Regions from separate parts of the Mus musculus genome. Here regions 2 and 3 are each linked to region 1. A link is a loop called in an ENCODE intact Hi-C map of the cell type or tissue named here. Cell type or tissue: left cerebral cortex. All regions are shown on one strand. Each heading gives the region's core, and the rest is flanking DNA. Links, peaks and the distances in the headings are about the cores only.

Region 1 (10,051 bases), core at 1,196-9,195:
TATAGGGTTGCAGATCCCTTTAGCTTCTTTGGTACTTTCTCTAGCTCCTTCATTGGGGGCCATGTGATCCATCCAATAGCCGACTGTGAGCATCCACTTCTATGTTTGCTAGGCCCAGGCATACTCTGACAAGAGACAGCTATATCAGGGTCCTTTCAGCATAATCTTGCTAGTGTATGCAATGGTGTCAGCATTTGGAAGCTGATTATGGGATGGATCCCCGGATATGGTAGTGTCTACATGGTCCATCCTTTTATCTCAGCTCCAAACTTTGTCTCTGTAACTCCTTCCAAGGGTGTTTTGTTCCCACTTCTAAGGAGGGGCATAGTGTTCACACTTCAGTCTTCATTTTTCTTGAGTTTCATGTGTTTAGGAAATTGTATCTTATATCTTGGGATCCTGCTAGTTTTAGAAATTCGCAAGAACTACTAAAAATGGGAGCTCCAATGATTTCTTAATGCCTTTGTCAGTGATTAAAGTCTTAAATGTGAGATTATTCTTTCAACAGCACAGTATGATTTTAAGTTATTTTGTTATATGTGACAGTTTCCATTCTATGACAGAAAAGGTATTTCCAAGCAATGGATTGTTCTAAATTAATATAATGCTATAAGAGATTTATGTACAGAGGCTGTTTGAAACATTTACCTGTATTAATGAGATATTAATATAGGTGTGATTAAATAATCTTAGTTCAGTGTCCTACCCCACAAAGTGGTAAAACAGTTACCTGCATCAGAAACAGACAAGAAACAGTTAAACAGATTCTAATATCCAACTTATGGAATTGCTTTCTGGGGGCCTAAGAATCGGCATTTTAAAGTTAACAGACTAGTGATGCTCACTAATGCGCAAGAAACATCACATTAGGGCTGGGGTGAAGCTCAGAGGTTAAGAACACTGACTGTTCTTCCAGAGGTCCTGAGTTCAATTCCCAGCAAGCACATGGTGGCTCACAACCATCTGTAGCAAGAGCTGACACCCCCTTCTGGTGTGTCTGAAGACAGCTACAGTATACTAACTTACATAAAATGAATAAATAATTCTTTAAAAAAAAAAAAAAGGGAAGAAGCATCATCACATTAGATACAGGAAGCTACAAACAGGAGATACACAAAACACTGCACTTAGGCCAATGTTGACATTCAAAACCAATCAGTTTCTTAAAGAATGGAATAATCCTAATTGTCTCTTTCCTTGAAGACTTTAGCTTGTCACTTTGAGTACTTTTATTGTAAATAAGGCATAAATAGTAGGTATGCTTGTGCAGGGTTACAGCCTAGCACTGAGGAAACTCAACTTCTGGGGCTGCTCCCTGTGTTCTGGGCCAGCTCCACGGTCTTCTTTCACCCTCACCCACTGCAGGCTCCAAGCAGCACTGAGCACATCACAGTCAGTCTCTTGGCAGTGCGTTTGCTGGGTTATGCATTGTCCTCCATACAGAGGGCTTCCAATCTTCTACTTCCAAAGAACACATCCATACTCAAGCACTGTCCCCATCCTTACTCTACGCCATCTGTCTGTCTGCTGTGTTCTCGCAGCACTCTGAATAAACCATATATAATGTACTTCTAAGCTGGAGGCTTAATGGCTGCCTACACTTTCCCAGTCAAAGAATCTTACATTATCATTGTCTTTTCCTCTCTTGTTTTATGAAAACTTCTTATTCTACCCTTCAAAATATTCTTAATTTTTTGTTTCACCATCATGACTATTTATTATGTCTTTATCAACTCTAAATCAGATGAGCGTCCATAGCCACCTAACTCACCTCCACTAGATTACTTCCTATTATAGACTATTGTGCTTCCACTTCAGTGTTGAGTTTTTGACTACTGTATACTTATGGAGTTTTGAGTTGTGAAGTGTCATAGACAGTTATACCCTACAGAATTCCAAAGATAACACTTAAAATGGACCAAAGGCCAAAACCACAACATTTGGGGGTTTGTTTGATTATTGGCTTTTAGCCTGATAAATACCAAAAGAACTTACATTTATACTTCGGTATTTATCTTCTGAACTCTATCCACCTTCCTTGCAGAGGTACAACAGAGACATAATGATAAAATCAAATAGGTAACATGCACTGCACAGCTACTGTGTGCTCCTCACTCAATCAACAGCATCTGTGCTCCTGTTACTGATAATCCTTAGTGTTACTGATGTTAAATGAAATTATCCTTTCATTTCCTCCCTGCAAAAAATGTCTAGGGCTAAGTTAACTAGACTTTTGATGGAGAGTCTACATATTTTAGCAAACAAGCAAAGATTCTCATATGCATGTGTGCATACACACACACTTTTCTGATTCTATATCATGAGTATTAATTAGGAGAAAACATGAAAAGAAAACTGTGAAAACTCACTTGAAAATAAAGTAAGCAAAAAGAACTAGTTCAAATTGTATTGGAGGTCACAGAGTTGGTCAATTTATTAACACAGCTGTGGAGATAACACTGAAGGAAAAGTTTAAGTTAAAATGGTTCATGGTTCTAATTTTTAAAACAATTCAAATATTGTACTTCATGCAAAACATCAATATTATAAGTTAATTCTATTAATTTTAAGGCTGTTTTGGTTTTAGTTTTAAATGATCTCTAATTTAAAGTTACCATTTCTCCCACATTTTTCTCATCTCAAGTGTTTGCTACAAATGATGTGAGAGCTAGAGAGACGGCTCCATCACTGACGTGCTTGCCTTGTTCTGACCTGTGTTCTGATCCCCAACACCATATAAAAGACCAGGCACCAGTCTGCCTAGCCTAATTAGTGAGTTCTAGGTTCAGAGAGAGACCTCTGATGAAGACACTGATGCTGACATCTAGCCATCACAGGTATATGCACATATACATACCTGTACAATCACAAACATACATCATACACACACACACCCCCAAACTACAAAGAAAGCAAAAACAAAACTGAAAACCTACATGGCCCCAGTTTAGTTCTTAGTCAGGTACACTGATCAAGTAAGTCTGACTAATCAACAAAGTCCTTGTTTGGAAAGCAAAATTAAGCTAGCAATTTCTTATAAATAAACTGTCTATATACCCTCTAATCAAATTAAAATATTCTAAGTTGCTATAGAAGTCTAATTTCAAAATTCTGTATAGCAAAGATATTAAATACCTGATATGGCAAGCATACTTTCCTTCATCTAAACTCAATCTGGAAGTAAAAGTAGTTCCAAGTGCAGTAAACAGACGGACTCACCTCCGTAACACAGCTCCCTTTCCCCAACCAAGCCCGCTCATCATCGTCAACTCTCACCAGTCGGACAGATCACAACAATGGAGGGAAAAACCCACCACAGCAGGAAGGGCCTGTTTTCATTTTTCTCTCTATTGCATTTCCAATCCAATGTCAGAGATGTAGACAAGGAAGACTTTATTCTACCCTACATTCTTTAGCTTTACTTGTATTCTTACTTTTCAGTAACTGCTGTTTTCCCTTTCATTCTGCCCCAGTCTATTCATTACCAGTATATCCCTGAGAAAACTATACTCCCTATTGCTCCACTCCCATAGACAGCCCCTACCCGTCAATTTATATCCTTTTTCCTTTCTCAACTTTTACTGTTACTTCCTTATCTTCACGTTCTTTTATATTCTAACATCTATGCCAACAATATTAGGATAAGAGATGAGATGGACACTCTATTTCCCATAAAATAGTATGCACTAATGGTCAACTACTTCATCTTCATGAAAGTTACTTTGATCTTAATTAAATTAAATTTGGAATATGCACTAAATCTGGCTAGTACATTTCCTGTTCCTAAGGAAGATACAAAGACTGTAGATCTGAGATAAAAATGCAGAGAATGTAAAAAGATCAGCCATGCTTGAGAACCATTAGTGAAAATTATGGCTTACATTCCAATATTTTAAGTGAGAATTTACTGCATTCCCTAATAAGAAAACTGTTATGAGCTTATAGAATACATTTATGACTGAAGACCATCGGTACAATACTATGCCTTCAAAATAAAACATCTAAATCATTGATGGAATTCAGGGCATTAAAATGCCAAAAGAATTGCTTCATTCAAATTCTTAGACTATCAGGAAATCTCTACCTGCCCAAGTCACATCAGATCATTTGTTTCTGAACTACTGAATTGCTCTCCATTCTGGTAATTTCTAAGTATCAATCCTCATTATGAACCAAGTGTTCCCCTAGTTAGAATTTGGGCGTAAGGACATGTTTAAACATGTGAGACTAAGCATGCATAAACAGCAGCTTAAAGAGATAATGACACATTAGCAGTGTGTTAAGTGGAACCTATTCGTTTATGAATAAATGAATAACAATGAAATTATTACAAAAAGGTTAAGAATAGAAACTGAATTACATACTAGTCATTTTCTTTTAAAAGATGCACAGAAAATTTGTACAAAATGGCATGATAAATTGAAGAAAAGTGGGTCCACTTATTTCTTCATTTCTTCAAACAACATAAAAACCACTAGAGAATGGCATTATGTAAGTGCATTTTGTGACTATCAAGAATGATGCAACTGTTGCTATGGTAACCACTCATTTTATTGAATTGAGGTTGGGAATTAAAGTATCTTCAATAAAAAAAAATTCAATACCTTAATATGCTTGCCAAGGTTCTTCTATTAGTACCTATCAAACAATAGCTATTAGCCATCTTTGGGGATATCAAATGGCCTCTATTAAAAGCCAGGGCTAAGTTGTCAAGGAAAGAACTTTGAATAGTGTTAAGAATAAAATGCATCAACGACACTCAAAGGAAGATAGACTTGACTGAACTTTCAGAGTAATTGAAAAGTGTGCATAACTGAAAAGTGACATGATCTCACAAGTCTTTGTTCCTTCACTGTCATAATTTCTCTTTTAACCTAAATTATTAACTAGTTAAAAGACTGACATTAGAACGCTGCTGAGTTTTCATTTTGCAATTAAGCTAAAGAAAAATCTGCTGAAAGTAGCCCATTTTAACACTTTATGAGAATTTTTTTCCTGAACACATGAAGAATAATGCAAAGTGTCACCTTCCGAATCTTATAAAGTTGCTTTGTTTGAGAGCCCCCATTTACAAAATGCCAGGATAATTCATAAAATTCAACTATAGACACTGTTCCGGCATATGCGCCAGACGAAAAGCTGCCCCCATGGAAGAGCGGGGTCTGCACCTCTGGCCAGCTTCGAAGGCACCGGCATCTTTCAGAGTCTCTGTGCTTAGAGACTCTTCAAACCTGCACAGTCTCTTAAGAACCTGCCCCAGATCTCTTCCTGGACTGTCTCCACAAACTTGAAGATGGAGCTGCGGTGGAGGGGAGCTACCTGCCACCCTCTCCCCAGTGAAACACGGCAGGCGAAGCACCTTGAGATCCTCCGCTGGGCCTGCTGACTTCGCAGCCCTGGATGCCCAGGCAGGGGAGGCCTCGGCACGGCCTTGCCAAGGAGCGAAGAGGAAGAGGGGCTGTTGCCAAGCGGGCTGAACAACAGGCTGGTCCAGCGCAGAAGAGCGAGGGGCAGCTTCGCTCCTGCCAGTCTCTCGGTGGAGTCACCCCCACCCCCACCCCTCTTCGGGTCTTACCTGAAAGCCCCTCCCTCCCTCTGAGCGGCGGCTCGGTGACAGTGGTCTCAGCCCACCGCTGGGGACAGGGCCTAGGCGGGTGGCGACTGCCCATTAGGGCTCCGGGAGCCGACCGCAGGAGGCCGGCCGGCCGATCGCGGCCTGGGCAGACGTGCCGCCCCCGTGTGTGTCAATGGTGGCCTGTGGGGCTGAAAAGAGCTGACCCAGCCGGGGGACGCGCCTCCCCTCCCCCGATGCCTGTTTACCTTCGCGGTACTTCTTGCGGAGCCGCCGATGAACGCTCTTCACCACCCCGGACAGCTTCTCCTGCTCCAGCTTCCGCTCCTGCTCCCGGGGCTGCGCGGCGTTCGGGGGCCGCTGTCCGCGCGCTGCGCCTCGGCCACCCGGCCCCGGCTCCATAGCGCTGCCGCCGCCGCCGCTGCCGCTGCCGCCGCCGCCCCTCGGGCCCCGCGGTCTCTCCCCGGACGGAGGAGGTGGGGAAGAGGAGGCAGCAGCAGAGGCAGCAACCGGAGGAGGCCGAGGAGCCACAGCTAAGGCCTCGGGGGCGGTGTCTTCCCAATAGCGCAAGGTGATTGGTGAACTGCGGAGGGCTGGGTGGAAATGGAAAGGGCCGCGGACCAATGGGCAAAGGGCAGCGGCGGCGCACCGGGTTGTTTGGGAAGGAGCAGCTGAAGGAGGCGGAGAAAGCACTGGGCTCCTCGCCAGGCCACGCCCCGGATGCTGTGCGGAGGAGCCGGGGCTGCCTAGGGGAGGAGGCCTGTGGTATGGGGTGCGCTTGCGCCCCAGAGTTATTTGCCTAGTTTGAGCTTCATTGTATGGTCCAGCTTTGGCACGTCTCCCAACTTCCTAGGCCGCTGGGAGTTTGGGTGATGCTGCCACAGGACGCGGTCGTCCACCTGAGTTCCCTCTGCACCCTGTTGCACCTCTACAATTCCCTTCAGCTAAATACCCTTTGAAGACTTGGCTGCTACGCAGGGTTTTACATTTCAAGGAGTCCAAACTTGAAAGCCTTCATCGGGGTCAAGGAGAGGTCAAACTACCAAATCCCGATGTAATTCTCTTAGCTAACCCAGGTTAATGCTTGGCATACTGCTGCTACACGAAAGACAATGAATTGCGGGAAAGAAAGATAAAAAAAAAAAAAAATAGTAGGAGGTGTGGGACAAGTTAAAACACCAAAAGGCCATATTGTCTCCCTGTAGAACTTCTGTAATGACCATAAGAATGGGTTACTGGAAAACTTGCATTGATTGTAGGTCATCTCAGAACCCACAGAAAAGTCTGCTCAGGTGGTCTCTCATATTTTGGACAGTTAGTCCACTAGTCCATGCAAAATTCAGTAAATGGCTCCCCCTTTCCAACTTCTTTCATTTGTGTGTAACACTATTAAGGGTATGTGATTGCCGACTTGTTTAAGAAAGATGGAAGCCCAATCTCCAAAAAGAGACTGCATTCGCTCTGTACTAGTACTTACCTAGGCTGCTGGTAGTGCATCAGGCAGACCTGGGAATGACTTGTATCTGATTGTGCACTTTACAGCTATTGGTTACATCACATTGTATAGACATTGTATAGACATTGTTGCATTGAAACTTTCAGATCAATGTCTTGGTAATATTAGTAACATTCTCTTTATGTCACTGTTGGGTCCAAAGGAAACGCTGTTTCCACAAATTCTGGGGGTTAGACAAAAAGCCACATTCCTCAGGAATTGTTGAAGCTGATTCCTTTCTGCTAAAGGGAGCCATTTCTTTTACCATTCTCAGAAGGGATAATTTGTTATCTGTGGAACCTAACAGCATAGCGAAGTGCATGCTGGCCTCCAGGCTCTCTCACATCACAAATGCCTGTTACACAGTTAATGTCCATAGCTTCCTTTCTTCTAACATCTCATTCTCCTTATAACCCTTACTATTTCAGCTATGTGTGTTCTTGGTCCTCTCTTCTGCCCTCTCTTGGTCCTCTCTTGGTCTTCCTTTCACTCCTCCCCCTCACCCCCTTCCCCCACTCCTTCCTTCTATTACTCTCTACTCTGCTCCTGCTCTTTCTTGCTCAGGTATAGTTTGCTGTCCCTTCTCTCTGCTCTGGATTCTTCCAGATACCTCTGCTTGTTCTCTTCTTTCTATCTACCATACAAACCTTCCCCTCAAACATGGAATGGAGTGGTCATGTTGTGTTTATACAGTAACTATTTCATGATACTTCCTGGTTAAGATGATTCTGACCAACAAAACATTATACATGCTTTCCAGACCACAGGAGCAGAAATATCACTGTGAAGAAGTAGATTAGACACAGGCCAAAATAAACAAACTTCAGAAGAACTGTAATCGTGAAGTGACCTTACAAGAACTAGCAAGGAACCAGCAGGCATTGTGGCCTTACATGGGAAGAAAAGAAGAACTTGGGTTCCTTCCCCCAACACACACAAATATTAAAAGCAAATGATGTTGAAAATATTTGAAAGCTACATCATAATTCACAGCAAAGTTAGGTACACATGTCATTTGTAGTGAATATTAGGTATTTATTTGTTTAATATGAATGTTTCACACTTCCATCTAGGAAAATAAGTCTTATAGTGTATTTTTATTTAATTTTTAAAATATTTACTTATGTGTGAATGTGTTTGTGCAAATGCTATGTCCTCTGGGGGCAGAAGAGTGAATTGGGTTACTACAGCTGGAGTTAGGTATATGTAGCTGTGAGTCATCATAGAAGCTAGAACTCAATTTGGAGTCTCTGCTGAACTATCTCTTCAGTCCAGAGTTTGTTTGTTTCTTAGTTTTTTTCTTTTCACACTTTACTTCATACTACTTGCAGATGGACTTTCAAGACCTTTGAAAACAGTGGTTCTTAACCTTCCTAATGTTGGAACCTTCTAACTTAGCTCCTAGTGTTGTGGTGGCTTCCAACCATAAAATTGTTTTCATTGCTACTTCATAATTTTGCTACTGTTATGAATTGTAATATAAATATCTGTGTTACAGTGGTCTTAGGTAACCCCCATAAAAGGATGATTAGGTCCCAAATAGTCGAAACCCATAAGGTTGAGATCCACTGTTTTAAAAGGTTAAAAACATTGAAGGGAATTTGAGAAATAGCGAAAGGATTAAACAAGCACAAACTACTTAGAATTTTACCAGTGAGATGAAACAACATTTTTTTCCTTTGCATGTATGCATTAACTTCAAATGGGATGTTTCTCAAATGGATATGTGGTCATCTATTTTATGAATAATCTACTATTTTATTAGTTAACCCCTAGTCACATCACGTTTATGTTGTACCCACTTTTCTGAAATACAAATCACATTACATGTGATTAATACCTTTGCATTGTTTTTAATTTCTCTCTCTCTCTCTCTCTCTCTCTCTCTCTCTCTCTATATATATATATATATATATATATATATTCCATTAAAGTGAAATTTCTAATTCAAAAGGTCATGCCTATTAAGCTTTTGATATCTGTTGTCAAAACACCCTTTCAACATGGGCTAGGACTTTATGTCACTTCTGGCAGTGAAGATGGATATTTATTTTCCTGCACTATTACCAAATATAAGTACTACTATTTGCTGATTATACATAGGAATCTTTTAAAACTTCCTATTTTAAAAGTATGTGGAAACTTCTTGCTGTTTCTTAAGTAGTTATTCTGTTTATCATAATATTTTGTGTAACATATTAATATAAGAGGAACTTAGTTATAATAAGCAATCATTTTCCAAGAAAATTGAAAAAAATAATTTTTTTTTACTTCTGACTTTCTTGAAAAGAAACTTAAGAACTGGAGATTAAATATTAAGTTCTATTTAAAATTTGTATGAATTCAGATTGAGCCTTGGCTTATATATCCTGGAAAAAAACAAAACTGAGTTTTCTTAACAGAACATAGCAAATGGCCTTAGATCACACTATGAAGGAAGTTTACAACTACCTTTTTCCAGCCTAATTGGTAATACTGGGCCAAGCTGTACATCTGCTATGGTAGAAAAGGAATATTAACAGGTTTTCTATCTAATTGAAATAAATGTTCTGATTGATGAAGAAAAGCATTTGTTGTACCGTGTAGATTTAGTGACATTTCAAACAAGCATACCCTATTGCATGGTCATGGGAAAGGGTCAAGTCCAGGAGTGAGTGTGTCTGTAATGCCCTTAGCAAATGGTAAATGCTGTGACTTTCAGGGCCTTAGGGCTGTGGGAAAGAACTCTGAAAGCATTAGTTATGTGTGTGTGTGTGTGTGTGTGTGTGTGTGTAAGATTCCTCAACTATGCAAAAATATAAGGATGTAATATAAACTATATGAGGGGCTTCACAGACCTAGAAGAACAAAGGCAGCTGCACTATGAGCCAGCTTCTCAGAAAGATATTAAGGAAAGAAATAAAGAGATTTGCAGAGTGGTAATGGCAGAGCAAGATCTCACCCAGCTACGTTTATTGTTTGTGCTTACAAAGGGAGGCAGATCT
Region 2 (10,051 bases), core at 1,244-9,243, 390 kb before region 1:
CAGATCTTGATGTGGAACATGAAGGTCTTTGAAGCCAGTTCTGGTTGGGTTTTGGCAGGGTGACAGACAAGAGTCTCTTTGACTCTTCTGTGTGTGGCTATTCAGTCTCACTTACACCATTTTTAATGAAGCTGCCTTGTCTCCTGTAAATACTTTGGCATCTTTGTCGAGAATGTAGTTGCTTGGAGATGCAGGGACATTTTCCTTTTCGTTGGTCTGTTCCAGCCACTTATGTACCTATTTATCTTATTGTGTCTGGAAATTAGATGTTGATATGTTCCTGTCTTCTCTCTCTCTCTCTCTCTCTCTCTCTCTCTCTCTCTCTCTCTCTCTCTGTCTGTCTCTGTCTTTCTCTCTCTCTGTCTCTCTATCTCTCTCTCTTTGTCTTTCTCTGAAGTTTGCATTGGATTTTTGGAATTTGTCATTGCTTATAAATTTTAGGATTCCAATTCTGGGAAGAATGCCATTAATATTTTAATATTCTTTTGGATGGTGATAAAAATTTAACAACTTTATTCTTCTAATCCATTTTTAGTTGCCTTTAGTTTCTTCCACCAATGTTTTGTTCACTTTATCAATCTTTCACTTCCCTAGTTAAGCATGTATCTAGATATCTTGTCGTTGTAGCTAAAAAAGCTATTGTCATTGGAAAAAGCTATTGTCAGTGAAAAAGCTATTGTCTGTCAGTGAAAAAATCTATTGTTAGTGAAAATAGGCTCTTTACCCAATAATAGTGAGATGCACTTCCAAAGTCAGTCAGATTTCACATTTCTTATCTAATTAGGATTTGAGATTAGTTTGAACTGTGAAGCTTTCCCGCAGGCAGGCATAGCAGTATTCACATTGACAGTGCACTGGCTGGTACTCTGTTTTATCTTGACGCAGAGAGAGTGAGGACTCCTCCCCTAGTGTGGAGTCAGGGTTCTTAATGGGCTGATTTAATGGGATATTGGGGTAAACTTACTATATTTTTATGCCAGTGTCTTATAGAATTGCTATTTTTGATCTCTTTATTTCCATTATTTTACAAATCATGTGTCTTAGTAACTTTCTACTGCTTTGAAAAATCACTATTACTAATGATAGTGTATAAAAACATATTTATTTAGGCTTATGGTTTCAGAGACTTGGAGTCCATGGGGGTAGAGCAAAGGCATAGTGGTGAGAAAAACTGAAAGCTTACATCTTGAATCAACAGGTGGAGGGGACACACTGAGGTTGATGGAAGGCAATATATATATATGTGTGTGTGTGTGTGTGTGTGTGTGTGTGTGTGTATGAAAAGCCATATATATATGCCTTCTTTTATTTAATTTATTTTTTACACTCCAGATTTTATTTTCCTCCCAGTTCATTCTCTGATTCTTCCATATTCCATACCTCCTTTCCACCCCCTGTCCCCAAGAGGATGTCCTAACCCCCCAACCCCTACCCTAACACACCTCTAAACTCTCTGGGGCCTCCAGTCTCTTGAAAGTTAGGTGCATCTTCTCTGACTGAACCCAGACCCAGCAATCCTCGGTGTGCTGGGGGCCTCATATCAGCTGGTGTATGCTGCCTGGTTGGTGGTCCAGTGCCTGAGAGATCTCAGGAGTCCAGGTTAATTGAGAGTACTGGTCCTCCTACAGGGCCGCCCTCTTCCTCAGCTTTTTCCAGCTTTTCCCTGATACAACCACAGAGGTCAGCTGCTCCTGTCCATTGGTTGGGTGCAAATATCTGCATCTGACTCTTTCAGCTGCTTGTTGGGTCTTTCGGGGGGCAGTCATGATAGGTCCAATTTGAATCTCAAAGCCAGACCCATGACACAGGTCCTCCAACAAAGCCACACCCCCTCATTTTTCCCAAACTGATCCACTAATTGGGATCAAGTATTCAGACAGGAACCTATGGAGACCCCACTCTTACTACCAGGAAGTGCTTCTTGAGTCAGCAGTAGCAGCAGCCTTGAGCTCAGCTGACACCATAATGAAAGCAGAGATCCTGCTGATTTTTATCTATCTAGAATTCTTGGTGTCCAGTAGTGACTGGCAGAGTTGGATTTTTGAACACATGAGTGAAGAATCATTACTAATTGGTTCCTAATGATATTGTTGTATTCATATGCATTCTCTGAAATGTGCTTGTTGTTAACATTACTTTGTAAAAAAAAAAAAAAAAGACAATTCCCACAGGTCTTGGTGATACAATTCATTCTACACTAAATTCAGATTGTAAAATACTTCTCACCATTCATATTCCTGGCAAAATGTCTCTCTTTTTGATCTGAGGAACATGAGAGAGAGAGAGAGAGAGAGAGAGAGAGAGAGAGAGAGAGAGAGAGAGAGAGAGAATGAGAGAGAGAGAGAGAGAGAGACAGAGAGAGAGAGAGAGAGAGAGAGAGAGAGAGAGAGAGAGAGAGAGAGAGATTTACTCCTTTCTTTCTCTCCATGACCCCCTCCATGGTGTCTAGTTTCTTCTGCCCAAGCTGTACCTGAACAGCTGCTGCAAGGTTGTCTAGTACATGCACGATAGCACAAACTGCACTGAGTTCATAAGCAATGCTTGTTGGATCCAGAGAGGTCACTGCATACTAGTGATATCTACCTTTGGTCATCTCTCATTTCTCTAGTATCAGCTTACTACATTATCCATGGAGCCCAGTCATTTCTTTTATATATGTAATTTATATATTTAAATTATACACACACACACACACACACACACACACACACACACACACACACACACACACACATATATATATATATATATATATATATATATATATATATATATATAATGGAGACTTTCAGATGGTAAGGGAAGATTATTTAAGCACAAGGTCTGCCATAAAATCTCCCGCTTTAGAGATATTAACAAAATTGCACAGTAACATTATGAACTAACCAGTACCCCCAGAGCTCTTGTCTCTAGCTGCATATGTATCAAAAGATGGCCTAGTCGGCCATCACTGGAAAGAGAGGCCCATTGGACTTGCAAACTTTATATGTCCCAGTACAGGGGAATGCCAGGGCCAAAAAGTGGGAGTGGGTGGGTAGGGGAGTGGGGGGGGGAGTGTATTGGGGACTTTTTGGATAGCATTGGAAATGTAAATGAGGAAAATACCTAATAAAAAATTAATTAATTAAAAAAAAGAAAAGAAAAAAGAAAGTTTGCAGGCTTCTGGTGTGTTGTGCAGTGATCAGTGCTGTCCCTGAATCAGGAGGTTTAGAAAATAGGAACTTCCCAGCTGGTGAGTTTTCTGTCCTTAATAAACCAGATGTGTTCTCTGGAATTCATGCCACTGTGGGTCTTTTTATCATGCTCTATTTTGTATTTTTGCCTATGAAAGTCCCTGCATTAGAATTAGCCATGATTTAAGTCATTATGCCTTTCAGTTTTCGTCTTTTATGTCTGAAAGTTGAATGCACACAATAGTAATGACTAAATTCCACCCTACATTCTTCCATCTTCATCATTTCTTTCTCTTAACTACACTTGCCATTTTTAGCTTACTGATTTAATCCCTTAAAAACTCTGTCCTCTCATGTAACTTTTAGTTGGTTTTGGATTACTTCCAACTTGTGTTTGTTCCTCAGGAAATAAAGTGTTTAAAACAAAGGGAGGTATTTAGAAGGCTAGAAAACATAGTTGTGTGGGCAGCAAGCTTGCTTGGTAGAATGTGTAGGCGTGGCTGCCCTGATCTCTGGAAACCCTGATGGAGAGTGTGTGGATCAGCAGACCCAACTGCCACTCTCCAGAAGAACTCCCTGTTGCTCTTCTCATACAATATCCTTGCTGTTTCCTCCTTTCAAACCCTTTTCTCTGTTGTTATTTTTTATATTTGTTCTCCACTCCCCACCCCCTCCCCCTGAGTGTGTGTGCTAGACATGACCTACATGTAAAGCTGAAAAAACAATTTGCAGGGACCGGTTGCATCCTTACACCATAGAGGTGGGTCCTCAGATCTTCGGGTTTGGTGGCAAGCACCCTCACCTGTAGAGCCATCTTGCCAGGTTAGCAGTGATCTAACAGATAATGTATATTCAGATATGGATGCAGAATAAAGAATGACAGTTTTTAATTGACTCTGTTTGTCTTCTTGTGGAGTCCCTATCCCCTCTAGGTTACTTAATTCTTCCCCCAACTCTTCCACAAGCCTTCCTCAGCTCCATCTAATATTTGGCCGTGGGTCTCAGCATCTGTTTTGATCAGCTGCTATGTGGAGCTTCTCAGAGGACAGTTATGATAGGTGCCTGTCTACAAGCATAACAGAGTATCATTAATAGTATCAAGGATTGGTTCTTGCCTGTGAGATGAGTCTCAAGTTGGGTCAGTCATTGGTTGGCCAATCCCTCAGACTCTGCTCCATGTTTATCCTGCAAAGGTTTTGTGGATGTGTTGTGGAGCCCTTATCTCTTCACTGGGAGTTCTGCGTGGCTACAGGAGGTGGCTACTTCAAGCTCCGTATCTCCAACTACTTGGAGTTTCAGCTAGAGTTATCCTCATAGACACCCTGCAGCCTCCCCCATCCCACCCAGCATACTTGAGCTGAATCTTCTCCCCCCCCCCTCCTCCGCCTCACACATGTGTAGCAGATGTGCAGCTTGGCTTTTATGTGGGTCCCTTAACAACTGGAGCAGAGGCTCAGACTGACTCCGTTGCCTGCATGTAGGTCCTGTACCAGCAACTGGGCTGCCTTGTCTGGCCTCAGTGGGAAATGACGTGGCTAGTCCTGCCTGTCAGGAGGGGACTGGGTGGGTTTATACCCTGGGTGGGGAGTGGGGCCAGGGGATGGAGTGGAGGGCGATGCAGAGCTTGGGGCTGGGGTAGGGTGCTTGCGGAGCGTGGGGTGGGAGGGGGTTCCTTCCCTTTCTCAGATAAGAAAGGGAGGGGGTTGGAAGAGGGACTGTGAGGGGGAACTGGGAGGAGGGGAAACTGCAATCAGGATGTAAAGTAAATAAATTAATTAATGGAAAACAACAAAAGTTTTAAGAAATGACAATTTTTGTCACTAGGTGGCAGGATTTTACTGTGGTTTTGGTTTTCAGCCATGTTGGGAAGAAGAGAAAGAAATTTAAGTAAAAAGAATTGAATTTGTTATAGAAAATGCCTCTATACCACACCACATATGAGTTCAGTAGAATTTGGGTTTTGTTGCAAAAATATGAGACTGCATTTGATGGAATACTTAACTTAGGTTCCAAATAAAACAGTTCAAAGGTTTTCAAATTTCAGAAAAATCATTTCCAAACATTGAAAAATACTACTAAACTGAGTATGTATCTTATATCATGAATATGCTTACTTCCTGTATATTTCATGCTTTTTATACATATCTCCTTTATTGAATTTTGCATTATCAAAGTATTTAGCATGGCACAGCAAAATTCATTAAACTTTGCCATTTAATTCTTTAAAGACTCATTGGGAACCTTGGAAAGGGCCCTGTTCTCTGGCCACAAAAGGGCTTTGTAGGACACCATCCCTTCCCTTGTCAGAATTTGTTATTTTGTTAACAATTGTCTTTCCATATTAATACTTCAAGAAAGAAAACTCAGTGTGGGACAAAGGAAAATCTCAAAATATTCTTTTCTGACAAAGTAGTTGTTATTGAATCTCCTGTTTCTGTTTGAGGAAATCTTAATTTGAATCTCAGCCTCCTTTGTCTGCTTTATTTAAATGTTTGTTGTGTTGAAAGAAATCCTTGTTTTTCATCTAACAAAACTCAATTCTAAACCTTTATTTGTAGTTCTAACAGGAAATAAAGTTAAATAATATTGTTAGGCTTTCATTTGACCAAGGCATTATAGTGCTTCCATTTCTGTCTAGTGTCTGTGAAGGAAGTGTTGATTTCTCCATTAATAGCCTCTGTTTTTTCCCTATCCGTTGATCTCGTCATCGTCCCTCTGGATGATACTCTTGCCCTTTTCCCTGGATTTTTTGAGTGTCATAAAGGCCTCTGTTGAAATCAGAATTCAACTCTAGCCTCAGCAGGTTTGGGTCAGGCTGTATGATTAATAATTAATTCCATGCCTTAGATAAAGGTCAGGCAGCTATTGTTTTGCTTCGTGAGTCTCTCTGTAGTCTAAATTCCCTAGAATCATTACTACCTAGAGCATATCCTAGACCTCTTAACCTCCTTGTTGTCTGGGTAGTTCTTCCAGTGCAGACATTGTCTTGCTTTCATAAAAAATTCACAGATGGAAAACATATTTTGTAGTAGAACAAAGCTTAGGTACGTGTTAACCCTTGCATCACCCAGCAGCGCTTTACTACGTGAAAAACAAGTTGGATGAGAATATTCCCGCCATGCTGACACCTTTAGCAAGTCCTTGTTGGACAGTTATTTTTGTGCCTGACATTCTGCGAAGTACTGAAAACATGCAGGTACACGAGATGAGTTTGATCTGTGCCTTCTCAGAGTTAACAGCTAGTGTGCAGGAGAGATGAGTAAGCTGGGAAGACAGTTCAGAATGGAGAGGTCAGATGGGAGATGCTCAAGATACCATGGGGATCCAGAGAATGGGAGGCTAATCAACACCTGGGCAATCAAGGAAAGTATATAAATGATTGGTGCTGTGCAAGCATATGCCCTGGGAGTGATTTCACCACCTAGTTATGCTCAAACACCTTGTGGATCAGGGATTTGTGAAGAGCACGCTGAGGTCAGTTCTCTGATGCAGTGTCTGGGATCTCTGCCAAAAACATTCAAGTGGCTGGGAAATGGAATTGTGGGAGGTGTCCCAACTCACAAGTCTGGCACCTGGGCAGAGACTATCAGCTGCAGCACCTACACATGGCCTCTCTATGATACCTGAGCTGCTTCACAACATGAAAACCCAATCCACTGACATCTGAGGACTCCAGAGAATATGTTTAATGAGAGAGATTGCAGCCATCTTTATAAACCTCAATATATTGTCCAGTATTTTCTGAATTATTTCTACCTAAAGGCTGTGTGAAAAAGTTAGCTGTGCAAAATGCAATGTGTTGTGGAATACGTGGAGTTAAAGGATGTATAGAATTTACCTGTATGAAATTGAGGCGTTCCAGGCAGAAGGAATAAGACAGGTTCATGCCTCCAGTCAAGGGATGAATTGCAGAGAGCAACTAAAAGGAACTCAGAATAGTTAGTGCTTCAAGTATAAGGAGGAATTGGTAAGGGATAAGCCTAGACAGGAAGGTGGTAATGGCTCCTAAAGCAGATCCTTTAGGGCAGAAGGAATCATCACAAGTCTCTACAGAAGATATAAAAGCTAAGGCCTGTGCTGTACTAAAAATAATTGTTTTGGATGGACAGGAGAGTTGTCAAGATTTGACAGAAATCCAGTAAGCAGAAGACTAAAAGTCTGTTGAGAGGCTTATGATTAATTTCAAGTTTGAAGGGTGGGGAAGGGTCACCCTGGAGTTTGATAATTAGTGAGGATTCATACTAGTCATTTATTATATTCAATTATTTCTTAAGGTTTGTGGAAATAAAACGTTACACATTAGTGGTTCTCAACTGTGGGTCATGACTCCTTCCCTCCATCAAACAGTTGCATATTAGATAGCGTGTGTATCAGGTATTTACATTATGACTCATAATAGTAGCAAAATTACAGTTATGATGTAGCAAAAATATAATTATACGGCTGAGAGCCACCACCAACATGAGAAACTGTATTAAAGGGTCATGTAGCATCAAGAAGGTTGAGAACCACTGCTTTAGATGAAAACAAGCTGATAGAAGAAAGTTAGGAATCAGAGTCCAGATGAGCTCCAAGCCTCACCTTCCAGTTATCCTTTTACAAAGTAGTCATGGACAGTGGTCGGTGGCTATGACATGTGACAATCCTTATAGGTTCTACCAACCAGGGAAGCTCACAGAACCCTTGGTGTCTGGGGTTTTCACTGAGGCCTGATCCTGTAGATAAAGTTGATTATCTTCACAGCAGTATCTCTGGAGACTCAACTGACAACATGACCAGTAGCTCTGTCATCCATCACACTGATAGGTTATCGTCTGTGGCCCAGGTCTCCAGGGTACAGACACTTATCCGGAGAGACAGTCATTACAAGAAAATAGAGATTGTGTCCCAAAAGCACAAAGCAAAGGTTCCATCTCTCTGGATTGAAGACAATTCTACTCTGTACAATAAGGAGAAGGTTACTGAATAAAGAGTAAAAATCAATTTGGTGGTGATTGAGAGTAGAGGAGCTGTTAGTAAGATAGGCAACTGGATTGCAAGATGATGGACGTGGAGAAGAAATGGGGTTGTTAAATCAGATTTAGAACTTCAGATGAGAAGTCTACATCCTACAATGTTAACTGACCTCAAAATGGTAGTGGTGGCCAAAGAAACCCATCTGCATCAGTGGGAGGAAGGGAACTGGTAGCAGAGGTAGGAGAGGTGACTGATGTGTAGACCCTGGAGATGGGGTGGAGTTTCTAGGAACAGCTTCCTTCCCTGTCTGCCCTACTCTGAGATGAGGAAATGACCTTGGAAAGGCCTCCTCCTACTACCAGACACTTTTGAGGAACTACTCTATATAGTATCTCTAATAGAATTCCACCTTATTAGAGGCACTCTATCACCATGCAAGATAGGGTTTATTTACCATTTAAGTGTGGATTATTTTCTAGTCGATGAAACCAATTAACATGGCTGCAATTTATTTCACATAGAATGGTATTTTGCTCAATTTTAGTTCATAATCTCTCCCATCTCAATAGTATCTGCTACACAATTCACTCTTTATCAGTATCTCTGGTATACAGATCTCAGGTCAGTTTCTTGCCGCAACTTGCTAATATTCAGTTCCTTAGCAGACCCAAGAAATTTTGCTTAGTAATATCCATTACTTAACCTTAGCCTCAGTCTGCCTTTCACCTTTTCCTTGTAAAAGTGTTTTGGGGGGATTAACAGAGCTATGATGCCCTCCCCCCAGGTATGATTCTTCACTTTATGTTTCTCTCAATAGGTGACAGTTCCCAAGACCCTGGCTCTGCCTCTACAAAGTGATTGAGTTGCCACTCACTGTTAGGCTGGTCTCCTGATGATGGTAACTGTAAGGTAAGCAAAAGTCACCAAAGCCAGGGAAGGAAAGGAGGTGTCACCGAGTAAAAGGCAGGTATTGCTGGAGTTTTGAAAACAAGTACACCAAGCTTTCAGGTTGATAACATAATGGTACCTCCATAGTGGTGGCTTCAAACTTGGTGCATCCTTTCCCCAAAACTAGAGGTCACCCTCTTCAACTACTCTGTTTCTCACATGTCTCTAGGCAGCCAGTGACTTTTAACATGCTATGCTCTGTAAGGACGGAGCAGATATTTCCTTTCTATTCTTTCCCAGCTACCTCAATGAAAATTGCATTGCTGGGCCTTATTAACTCCTGTTAATAACTGTGGATATGTGCACAGACCTTGACTAGACAAGAGTTATTCTGCCTGAAGCCTGTGGTACAACTTCTACTGATGTATCTATCTGCTTCTACTTATATATCAAGGTCCCTGGCAGTACTCCTTAAGACCACTTTTGATGTTTTTCTCATTTGAGAACCTAATAGCCATTAAGTTCTTATCCTTAGAACCTAATAGCAACTTTATGAGTAGAGCCATAAGGGACCAAATCTGTAATTTGAGGTAGTGGTAGACCTCCTCATAGCACATATCATGTAACTCAAACTGTCTTCACTTTGCCCAAAAGAGTAGGGGAACTAATTGTCTAACTTGGAAGAACCAACCTTCTTCTTGGCATACAAAATCTGTAGGAAAGAAGAATGCTGACAACCCCTCCTCTAAAGTCTGGAAGTTTGTTTTGTCAGGATCATTCAAAAGACTGACTCTTTTCTAAGTGGTCCTTACTAGGTCAAGGCTTGGGACACTGTGGAGATCATGAGGGTCAGAAACTGAGTACAAACTAGACAGTGGTTACTCTTTGAGTTATTTCTTTATATGTTTTCATCCAATATATTTCGACTATGTTATTTACCCTCCCCCTAGATCTTTTCAAATTCTCCCCACTTAACTTAAGGTTCTTTCTACTTCACTTTCTTAAAAAACTCCACAAAATCAAAACAATGAAAC
Region 3 (10,051 bases), core at 968-8,967, 160 kb after region 1:
AATCAGAAAGGCAAAATCACTTGACAGAGTCCATCTAAAATAGGGGCATAGTGAATGATTATCACATTAAAATTATGTTTCAATAAACAAATACTTAGCAAAAGGGTAAGAAATTAGAAAAAGAAGTTTTCATGGGAAAAACAATATTAAATTCAACGTTTTTTGATGAAAGACAAAAGAACAAATTCTGCTTCATTTATTTAATTGTTCTTTTCCCGCTCCCTAAGTCTATAAAAAGAATCAAGTGATTAGCTTTGCCTACTTCAAGCTCAGTTCTCAATCCAACTTGAACATTTTTGGGTATTATTATCCTTTGACTGTGGCATAACAGGTACCTTTCTTACACATCCTATGGTCAACAGTGGGCACCCACACACTGTTAAATGCTTCAGTCCCTTACTAGTTATCAAAACCTCATAAAACTTGCCCTGAATTACAATGTCAGTGTTACTATTTGTGTCAAGAATGTATTATTTTCCACGCTGTTAGGATGATGTGTCCTGAGGCATCCAAAGGTGGGAACTGGTTGTAAAAGTCAGGTGTGACCCTCCACCTGACCTGGGCTAGGGAAACATTCTCCTGGCCTTCATCTCAGAGCCTTAGAGGATCTGGGGCTTCATCTGCTTCCTGGCTTGGTGAGAGGAAGCTGGCTTTAAAAGCCTTTTAAGTCAAAAAGTAGCAGCTAATGGGCAACATCCTATTGACAAAAGGAGATGATGCAAAAGCTCCCTTCCTTGTTTAAAAACAAGGCCTTATTTATGTAACTTGTTTTAAAGTTAAAGGCTTTTGGTTTTATTATTTGTTTTTGGAATATTGCATCACAAGGCAAAAGTTTTGTCAATCTGGTTTACTCCAAACCTATCTCCCTCTGTTGCTCTTTTTTGTTTTTTCAAAAATATTCTTAATTTACTTGACTATTTTGATTTATGGCAAAACTAAGCTGGCCATTTATTTACAAATGGCGTCTTATCTTTAAGTACTGTGAGGGCTTTGGAGTCACACCTCAGCTTTGAGCAATTCTATCATTTTAATATGAGATAAACAAAGGTTTCGAAGGTCGAAGGAAGTCACAGAATCAATGCATGGCCATAATTGAGAAGGACAATATCATTTTCATTAATGAACAGATAATAGAACTTGTAATTTCCATTCAAAATATTCATAAAAGTCTATTATCAAAGATAAAAGTAATATATTTGTTTTTTATGGAAAAACAAACTCATAAGATTTGAAAATTATAAATAACTCGGACTCACTGACTTTACTTTGATTTTAGTGTTGTTAGCTGGTGTTTGAAAGCATGAGCTATTATTTTAGCTCTTTTTAAAAAATTTTTTTTAGTATGGAATTTATACAAGGTAAAATTTTGTGTGTAAACAAGTTATAGTCTATGCTACACATGAAATAAAATAGAATAAAACCCCCAATTTGTCTAATGGTGACTACAGCAAAGTGAAGAGTTTGGGTTCAATGTACCACTTCCCAGCAGGATCACAGAGGCAGCCTAGTTCAGTAGTTAAATGACATACATATATGTCATTATGCTCGCAATGGAAATAACTGCTGGAGTCCAAACCAACTTCAAGCTATAGGACGCTCAGCAATTGTACTTTCACCTTGCCAATAAGGAACAGTCGAAATCTTACAGGGGCAGGATATTTGAATAATAAAAATGCAACTCATTTCACATATTGTTTCCCTCTCTGGTTGGTACCAGGGAAGATCTCCTCTCCCCCCACCCCACCCCCGCCCACCAGCCCCCCATGCTAATCACTAAGATGCACAGGGACAAGTTTTGTCATCTGACTGTACTTAGACATTTTCCTGGTAATTTGAGAGAACTCTTGACTATTGCAGAAAAGACTCATCTCCAAGTCTCTTGAAGGAATTGAATTATGTCCCGTGGGAGTAAACAATTAGGACACAGTGGGGTGGGGAAAGGCTTCAGGTTTATGTTCCTCTGTGACTTTATACAAACTGTAAGCAACATGGGAGCTGTTCCCAAAACACAGTGTCAGCAATACATCGAAGCTTGAGTGACAGGATCCTGACATTTTCCTTAGTAAGTAGCAAACGTCTTCCCAGAGTTGACAAAGTAGGACATATAAAAGATTCCAAGGCAAACCAGGAGATAAGGCATTAGAGAGAAGGTGCAAACACTTAATTTGTGCTCATTAATTCTGATGCTGCTCTAGGAGTATTTATGATTTTAGCACACACGACTGTTACTCCATATCTGTTGATCCTTTCCCAGGTGTCTAAGCTCAATAAGAGATCATTCTGTCATGTTTTCCACAGTACTCACAACATGAAACCCAGAGCTTGGAACAGATTTACTAGGTAAATGAGGAGACTATTCAGATGAGCATCCATAGAAATGTGGCTATTTCCAATTGTTAACAATGACAGATCAGTTAATTCTATAGAGTATGATGATGTTGAAATTCAGTTAGCTAGTATGTAAAGAAGATAGTCAATTGACTTTCCTATTTACAATGAATGTTTTTCAATTATAATCCATTTTGTTATTTAATTCAAGCCTATGTAGAAAAACAGACAAGCGACTCACCTCCATCTGCCTTAGTTAATATCTGCATGGGATTCCACAGCCATGAACATAAAAATCTACTGTGTACAAAGTGAACCAGATGGCAGAGCACAGGCATATCCACCGAAAAACATTACCACTCTGATGGAAAAACCATGTGAAGACTGTTCAGCTCTGTAGTGTAATTAGTCCAAGAAGAGCCCATTATTTATTGATGAGGAGTCTCTCTCCATGGGAAGTTGGACTCCCCAGTGAGAATGTATTTTTATGGATTGAGGATTAGTAACCTTTTCAAGTTGAATTAATTACCAACTGTTTTTATTGACTACGGAAAGGGTTACCAAAATAGCAAAATTTTTTGTCATAAAGACCCTGGGGAAGACTTTTACTTTTTTTTATTACTACGATTATTTACTGGCTTAAAAACCTGATTGGTAGCTGAGGCTGTGACTGATCCACTGATTCAGCCTTCATCTGAAAATTTCAAGTTGTTCAAGAGAGACAGTCACTAGAGTTAACTGTGTTCACTAATCCCCTCCTGGGACCAGTCACTAATCCAAACTGAGTTATAGTCCAAGTAGCTAGGTGGAGTCAGGCAAAATCACTTGTCTTTCTCTTTTGTGCTATCACCAATCCCCTTGATCCACACCTGTTCACTTATCTAAGTAATGGAAGTATGGGTTGGTGAAACCCAAGTTTGCTGGCCTCAAGATCATTGCTGACATTTCTGATTGATATTTGAACCTTTAAGCAAAGTTCGTCATGAAAATAATCAATGTCATGTGTCTCTCCTGCAAATTTTGAGATGGAAATATGTTAGCAGATCATGCTTTGGTAACCGTGTTTTTATTGTGTTTTTGGTAATGGTTCTAGTACCAACAAGGAGCCTTTATTGCTGGATCCGCCTCACCTCTGTGTATTCAATTTTGTCCCAGATCAAATCAGCTTTGGTGTAGAAATGAGGTTAGACTGCTCACTAATAATGGCTTGAGCAAAAACTTTATAGTTGCATAGACATTGAAATTGTCAGTTATTTGTTTTTTTTCTATTTATATTAAAATTCTGTTTATATAAATACTATATCAGTGAGAAATCCTGTTTTACTAGGTTCTTAACCTTATTTTTCCTATACAAAAGAAAAACAAACAAACAAAATCCCTCCAGAAGCAAACAAAACTATGGAAATCCAATAGAACTAATGGCAACTTTCTCTGGCTTTGTAATACTGAGCCTACAAGCCTTTCTTAAAAGCAATAGATTTAGAACTCAAAATTTCTACTATACATTAAAATGCAATAATTATATTAAAATTCCAAACCAAACCATTAGACATATATTCATTTGTAAATACTAATGGCATATAATAATAAATAAAGGAATGGATTTGAAAAGCTTAATAATGCTTTTAAATATTAAGTCAGCTTTTTGCTATCATTCATATATTTTCAGTTTCAAAATATAGTAGTTATAAAAATAAAATTATTATAAAGCAAATTTGTCTAGTTTGTGCTTATATGCTAAATTAAAGAAAATTATATGCCAAATATGTAAAATTTATTCCACAAAAATTAACAGGCTACACAGATAAATTTTGGCAAATGCAACTTTATATTGAAGTTCACACATCTGTATCTTAAAGAATGAGACTCACAGAATCTAATGTATTTCTAAAATACCAGAAATCATATTATAAGCTTTCACAAGTTAAAACTGAAATAATTTAAAGGACCAATACACTGAATGTGCAGAAAGTATAAAGAAGACTGTGCCTTCCATACAATAAATGCTTCACAAGTTATGCCAGATGTCATACGAAGGCTGTGGGCGCCCCTGACAGCTGACATACAGTATAAACACATATCAACTGTCTGCTTCTTAGACCCCACTAGAATGGGCAGCACACCTCAGAAGAAAATCTCATTATACTAATGGTGTGCACCTTAATTTCCAAACCAAACCATTAGACAAGTATTCAATGCTCTTCCATGCACTTCCCGATGAGCAGCCAGGACCAGTTACTGATTCATTGCCTCTTGACTACTGCTCCACTGCTAAAGAAGATGAAGGATACTAGATAACCCTTTAAGGCAACACGTGTTTATTCTGCATTTTTCGAACTGCTCATCTCTGGTCAGTTGATTCCATTCATGTTGCCTCCCAGAGAGATATCTAGCATTTGTAAAATAGAAACAAACTGGAAACTTTTTCTTTTTCTTTTTTTTTACTGAATCAACAAAAAACACATAATACAGTTCAATGCTAGCAATTTCACTGGTAGGGAAGGAAAGTGGTATTTAGAAATAGCAATATATTAATACAAAAAAGGTAAACTCTAATTGGAACCAATATACTGCTTTGGAATGCTCCCCCAAACTTACAAGGCGTGTTTAAAGTGGTGTACCCCAATAATTCATGGCACATCTTTTAAGAATTACAGTACTGTTAAGTCCCCCAGTAGTGTAGTCTTTGCAAAACAAAAATAGTATGAAATGTTTTAAAGTCTTCAAACTTCTAAAATTAGCTTTTATCAACACATTTACCTCATGTCAACTTAATTTATTAAAATGTCCAATGCTAATTGTTTTTTGAAGTTTTTTTTCATATGTAATGATATACACAGCATTTAGCACTGATACTTAGCACCTGCTACTTTCGTTATCTAGTGTTCACCCACAGAAAGAAACTTAGGGCAGTGGTTCTGTCCTTTCTTAATTACAAACCTTCGCCAGCAGTCAGCAGGATCACTCCGAGATTTAAAATAGGATTATAGGTGAACTATTGCAAAGACTGCAGAATGTTGCCCAAATCCTTGTCACTGCTGATTCCCATCCTTGGTTTTCTTCTCCAGACATGGCTACAGGCCACAATTGCTTAGCAGAGAGGGTTAGTGTTTCACAAGGCTAAAGATTTACAGATGCTCCCTCATATAACACAGTAAGGTTCCCTTGGTAACCTGGATTTTCTGCAGTAAAGAAGGGTTGTGCTGAAACAGCGCCTCAGCTCCCTGTTGGAGAAAATGCAGACAAAGGGATTGATTCCTGCTTGGGCGAAACTCATCCAGACAGCGGCTGTTAGAAATCCCCCTGGTACTACAGGCCCTCGTGCAAAAACTCTCCAATAGCAGGCCACCAGGTAGGGACCCCACAAGGTTAGGAAGAGGAAAGTCATTATATAAAACATTCTGCTGATTCTTTTCTCCATTTTGAACTCATCCAAGACCAATAGCCGCCTTCTGCCTGTGGTATTCGCATTTTGCCTGATGCCCAGCAAGGTGGGTGGTGTGGGACCCCTTCCAAATCCTGCTAGCCAATTGGCAGCTGCCTGGCCGCTAGCTCCAGGGCCATGAAAGGTCCAGTTCTGACTCACTGCTGCTACAAACTGGACTGGCTTCATTTTCCTTCGATCGTGGACAAAAAATATCAGCTTGAGGTAGACAAGCTGTGTGGCTAGGAGGATGAGAGCAAGGAGCAGCATAAATCCTAGGGAATCGTTAGCCCTGAAGGAGCGGTGTTGGAAGGTGCATTGATCCTCCTCCCTAATGAAGGAGTAGGTGCCTACATCTAAAACTGGGGGGAATGCCATGGCCACGGACAGAGTCCACACCATGCAGATCACAGCCAAACACGTCCAAAAGGTCAGCCTCTTTGTATAGAAGCGGTGATGGGCGATGGCTAAGTATCTGGTGACGCTGATGCAGAAGAGCATGAAGGCAGTGTGGAAACAGGACAAAACCCCCAGGAAGGCAATCACTTTGCAAGTCAGAGTCCCGTAAGTCCAGGTGGAGCCATTTTTGACAGAGTTGAATACAAATGGAAAACAAATTGCAGATCTGAGGATGTCTGAGCAGCACAGATCCAGCAGGAAGTAGTAAGGAGCTCTATGCAAGGTCTTATCTTTCACTAGCAAAATGGAGATCAGAAGGTTGCCCACAACGCTGACTCCTATTATGAAACCCAGGGAAGTCAGTTTCAGAAAGGCTGTTAGAGGCGAGAGATTTTGCAAAATGTTGTCGGCTGCATGGCTATAGTTCGCCATAGATGGATGGAGGATAAGGAAACAGCCTCAGTCAAGTCTCATGATCTAGATATAAGAACAAGGAAAAGATAGATCCATACATTTTACTGAAAATGTAATCCACAAAGAGATCAGATCCGATCTGTGGCCATGCTTCCTCTTGCCTTCCGTTTGATTTGCCATCAGAACATCTGAAGAAGAGGAAGAAGAAGAAAAAGAAGAAGAGAAAAAGAGAGAGAACTATCAGTTCTTCAGTTGGTAAGTTATGATGTCAGTGCTGCCCCAAAGCTGTTCCTTTATGAGGAAGCAAGTAAAGTTTCAATGTTAAACAGTACTGTTTGCTTCAGCTGCAATTGGAGATGTCAGAGTACTTACTGACTGTTTCAGTACTCTAAACTAGGTAAACTTAACGGGGTCCTTATTCTAGACACCATACAGTCAGATTTGGGCATCTTCAGGAGGGAAGGGAATAAATTGTTCCACAGTTGTAAAATATGCCAGCCCCCAGCTTTGCAATGGAATCTGCAAGGTTGCTGAAAGGAGGCAGATAGCAGGCTCCCCACAGTTATCTGAGCTCCTGTAATACCATCAGTATTTTAAAGGAAGCCTCTCAGCTCATATGCATGCAGAGATCCTCTGCAAATGTATAGCTTTTGAGTCAAGTGCCCCTGTACATGCTGCATAAAAGTATTTGTTGATTAATATTGAAGCATAATTCTAACACCAGACTTCAAAATGACTAGAAACCTATCCGGAGATTCAATGTGATTTAATCTTTTGTCTTTCTTTCCCTACCCCACCCCCACCCCCCTTTTGGGAAAATCCTGTCCCTTTTAAAGCTACATGATTATTAAAAATGGTAAATGTAAATACTGGCCAGGGAAACACACCCAGAGGGATAATGCACTTCCATTTGTAAACCTTATATTCAAATGAATATAGCATGAAACGGTATCTCCGAGGCAATTAAGCCTTTCTCATTTACACTGATAATCTCTGTTGCAAATCACAAGTGGCTTTATTTTCAAACAAAATGCACATTGTCTCCTAGGTGCCAGTGAGCCACACCAGGGAAATCAGTTTCCTCTGTTATTCCCTTTGCCACTTCTCACTTGCCTGGAATATGCTGATGGAAGCCCAGGCAGAACTGCATCCGATGGTGTTAATTTCCCAACCGGTACATCCCCGGGTAAATACCGATCGCATCATGCAACATTACGAAACCTGAAATCCACCACCCCTGGATTTATAACAGAGATGGGGGAGGGGGAAGGGAGGGGGAAGAAGGGAGGGAGGGAAAGAGGGAGGGAGGAAGGGAAGGAGAGAGAGAGAGAGAGAGAGAGAGAGAGAGAGAGAGAGAGAGAGAGAGAGAGAGAGAGAGATATGCATTACATACTCGAAGATGGGAAGAGATTGCTTCTGTGCTGCAAGGGAAGGGTTCTCCGTGATTCGCAGTCTCATATTCCTCAGCTTTGCAAAGGTTTCCAGAAACCGAATTCTCAATAAGCGTTAGAAGATGCATTGTCTGAATGTACTTCCATTATGCAGTTTATTGTCAAAAAAAAAAAAAAAAAAAAAAAAAAACCCTCAGGGAGGGCTGTATCCTGATGAACCTGCAGTTTCATCAGCACGGTGCAACCCCCTCCCCCAAACTTAACCGAGAGTATATCCTCCTACCTGTTGGTGTTGGATATCCCGACAGACTATAGCTTCTTCTTTCTATAAATTGCTGATTTTTTTTTCCTGAGTGCCTTGACTGAGCATCCAGGCAGGGCTCGGCGGCGCCTGCGCGTTGGAGCCTCCTTCAGCTCCAGCCGCGTCCTCCCCTGTCGCAGCGGCACCGTCTCCCCCAGTAACGCAGGGGCCGCGGCGGCGGCGGCGCGGTGGCGAGGGCGGCGGCGAGGCTTGCTCCGGCCTCCGCCGAGCCAGCAGGAACCCCTGCCTGTCTCCGGAGCAGGCTGGCTTTGCTTCAAAGTCCTGTCCAGTTCAGCCGGCCCCAAATCAGGCTTTTGTTCCCTCGAGGCAGCTTCGGAACTTTTCCCTCCCCGCATGCATTGGCAGTGGGGGGCTCGGGAAGGCTCTTCCCGGACCTCAGGCCCATCCTCTTCCCCTAGGGCAGCGCACGAAGCCACCGTGCCGCGGACGGCCGCCTCCGCCCCAGCTGCCCCGAACCCTCGCCTTCCCCAAACATCGTCTTCCTTTCTCTGTCAGGGTGGTCCTGCTAAGCATTGGATGCGCCTTGTAGAATTCTTCTCAAATGATTTTTCCCCCTGCTGATCTTTGATTTGGCACGCTAGCTGGGGAGAGAAAAAGAAAGAATGAAAATTAAAAAAAAAAAAAAAAAAAAAAAAAAAAGGAAAGAAAAAAAATTAAGCACAGTCAAAAATCTTGCCAGTGGGGGAAGAAGGGAAGCGGGTTGGGGCAGCCTTGTCTTTGTCAGTGGTCATCTGTTCTTGAAGGCACGCAGATCTGCGTTTAAGGAAGGAGAGGCTAAGTTCAGGCGACAAGTGCAAAACCGATCTACACTCATTCTACCTTCTCGAACGTGACTAATGGATCAGGAGTACAAAGATTTTACATGGCTGTTCCTCGCATCCCACCCCAAGCAACAAGACTCTCCTTTCTCTTCCAAGCTGGGATGACCAATAGGTTGCTGATGTCAAAGCGGTGGAGTGTATGAGTTTCCCCTTTCCCTTTTTTTGTTATTAGACATTTAAAAAATAATAATACCAGGAATATGATGAATACCGGAAACTTACACCAGTCCACAAACACCACATAGTCTGACACCTGGTGATTAGGAACGCCCCAAGAATCATCCACGTCTCGATTCTCCCATTTCCAAAGAGTTTTTGCGAGGGTGGGGTAAGATTTTAAACAACTACCCACTCTTCACCCCTTAAAAGCTAGCAGGCACGCTTTCATTAATTCCCAAGGTGAAACGTCTGCTTGTCTTCCTGCAAGCTTATTGCTTTATAATAATCTGTTAATGAAATAGAAAAAAATATCTCTCTACAGTAATAATTCGATCTCGAGACAGCAGTAAAATACCTCATCGCTGGGTGGTGAGATTGTGACATTCAGGGGAAGTCAAGCCAATCAGCATACAGATAATATAGGTTAATTTACATATTGTATTTCTATTGGATACATAGAGGTAAAATGTTTAAAGCTTAAAAATGAATACTTCACTGTCATGATGTCACAGTCGTTACACAAAGACCAACGTTAGTAATACTGAAATAATGTTGAATTGCCCTGATTTGATTGGAGATTTTTTTTAGCCAATTAAAAAAATAATGATTAGCTGTGGGGTGTGTGTATGTGTGTGTGTGTGTGTGTGTGTGTGTGTGTGTGTGTGTCTGTTCTTTTGGTTATCCATAAAACATTTGCTTAGGCATCTTAGGAGAGTCAATCCTACAACAATACTGGAAGTAACTTGAAAATATTTCCACCCAAGGGAGACACCCTGGTTTTTGTGAAACACGA

The links. Peaks named below come from ENCODE experiments on the same cell type or tissue, not always from the same donor. Only the 100,000 strongest peaks of a DNase experiment are listed, where the experiment ranks them.
Region 2: a loop joins it to region 1, with 4 times the contacts of the local background. A loop is called at or near these places in 4 of 42 quality-filtered maps.
Region 3: a loop joins it to region 1, with 4 times the contacts of the local background. A loop is called at or near these places in 5 of 42 quality-filtered maps.

Annotation. Positions count from the first base shown.
Region 1 is chr6:13,671,860-13,681,910 of GRCm38, forward strand. Bmt2 (base methyltransferase of 25S rRNA 2) reads right to left here and starts at 6,107. Exons shown (of 5, transcript NM_175312.4): 1 at 5,821-6,107. The coding sequence starts at 5,974. In left cerebral cortex, for the core only: no CTCF peak of the experiment used is centred there; DNase peaks (open chromatin) are centred at 5,421, 5,646 and 6,198; H3K4me3 peaks cover 3,479 bases; H3K27ac peaks cover 1,618 bases.
Region 2 is chr6:13,282,041-13,292,091 of GRCm38, forward strand. No RefSeq gene overlaps it. Among named protein-coding and RNA genes, the nearest start is that of Gm725, 23 kb to the left of the region's middle. In left cerebral cortex, for the core only: a CTCF peak has its summit at 4,994 (motif pointing right); DNase peaks (open chromatin) are centred at 5,001 and 6,627.
Region 3 is chr6:13,830,321-13,840,371 of GRCm38, forward strand. It overlaps Gpr85 (G protein-coupled receptor 85), which reads right to left and starts at 9,622. Exons shown (of 3, transcript NM_001330667.1): 1 at 9,322-9,622; 2 at 8,240-8,859; 3 at 4,132-6,753. The coding sequence starts at 6,583. The coding sequence ends at 5,471. In left cerebral cortex, for the core only: a CTCF peak has its summit at 5,548; DNase peaks (open chromatin) are centred at 2,230, 2,648, 3,163, 4,528 and 7 more places; H3K4me3 peaks cover 5,261 bases; H3K27ac peaks cover 3,840 bases.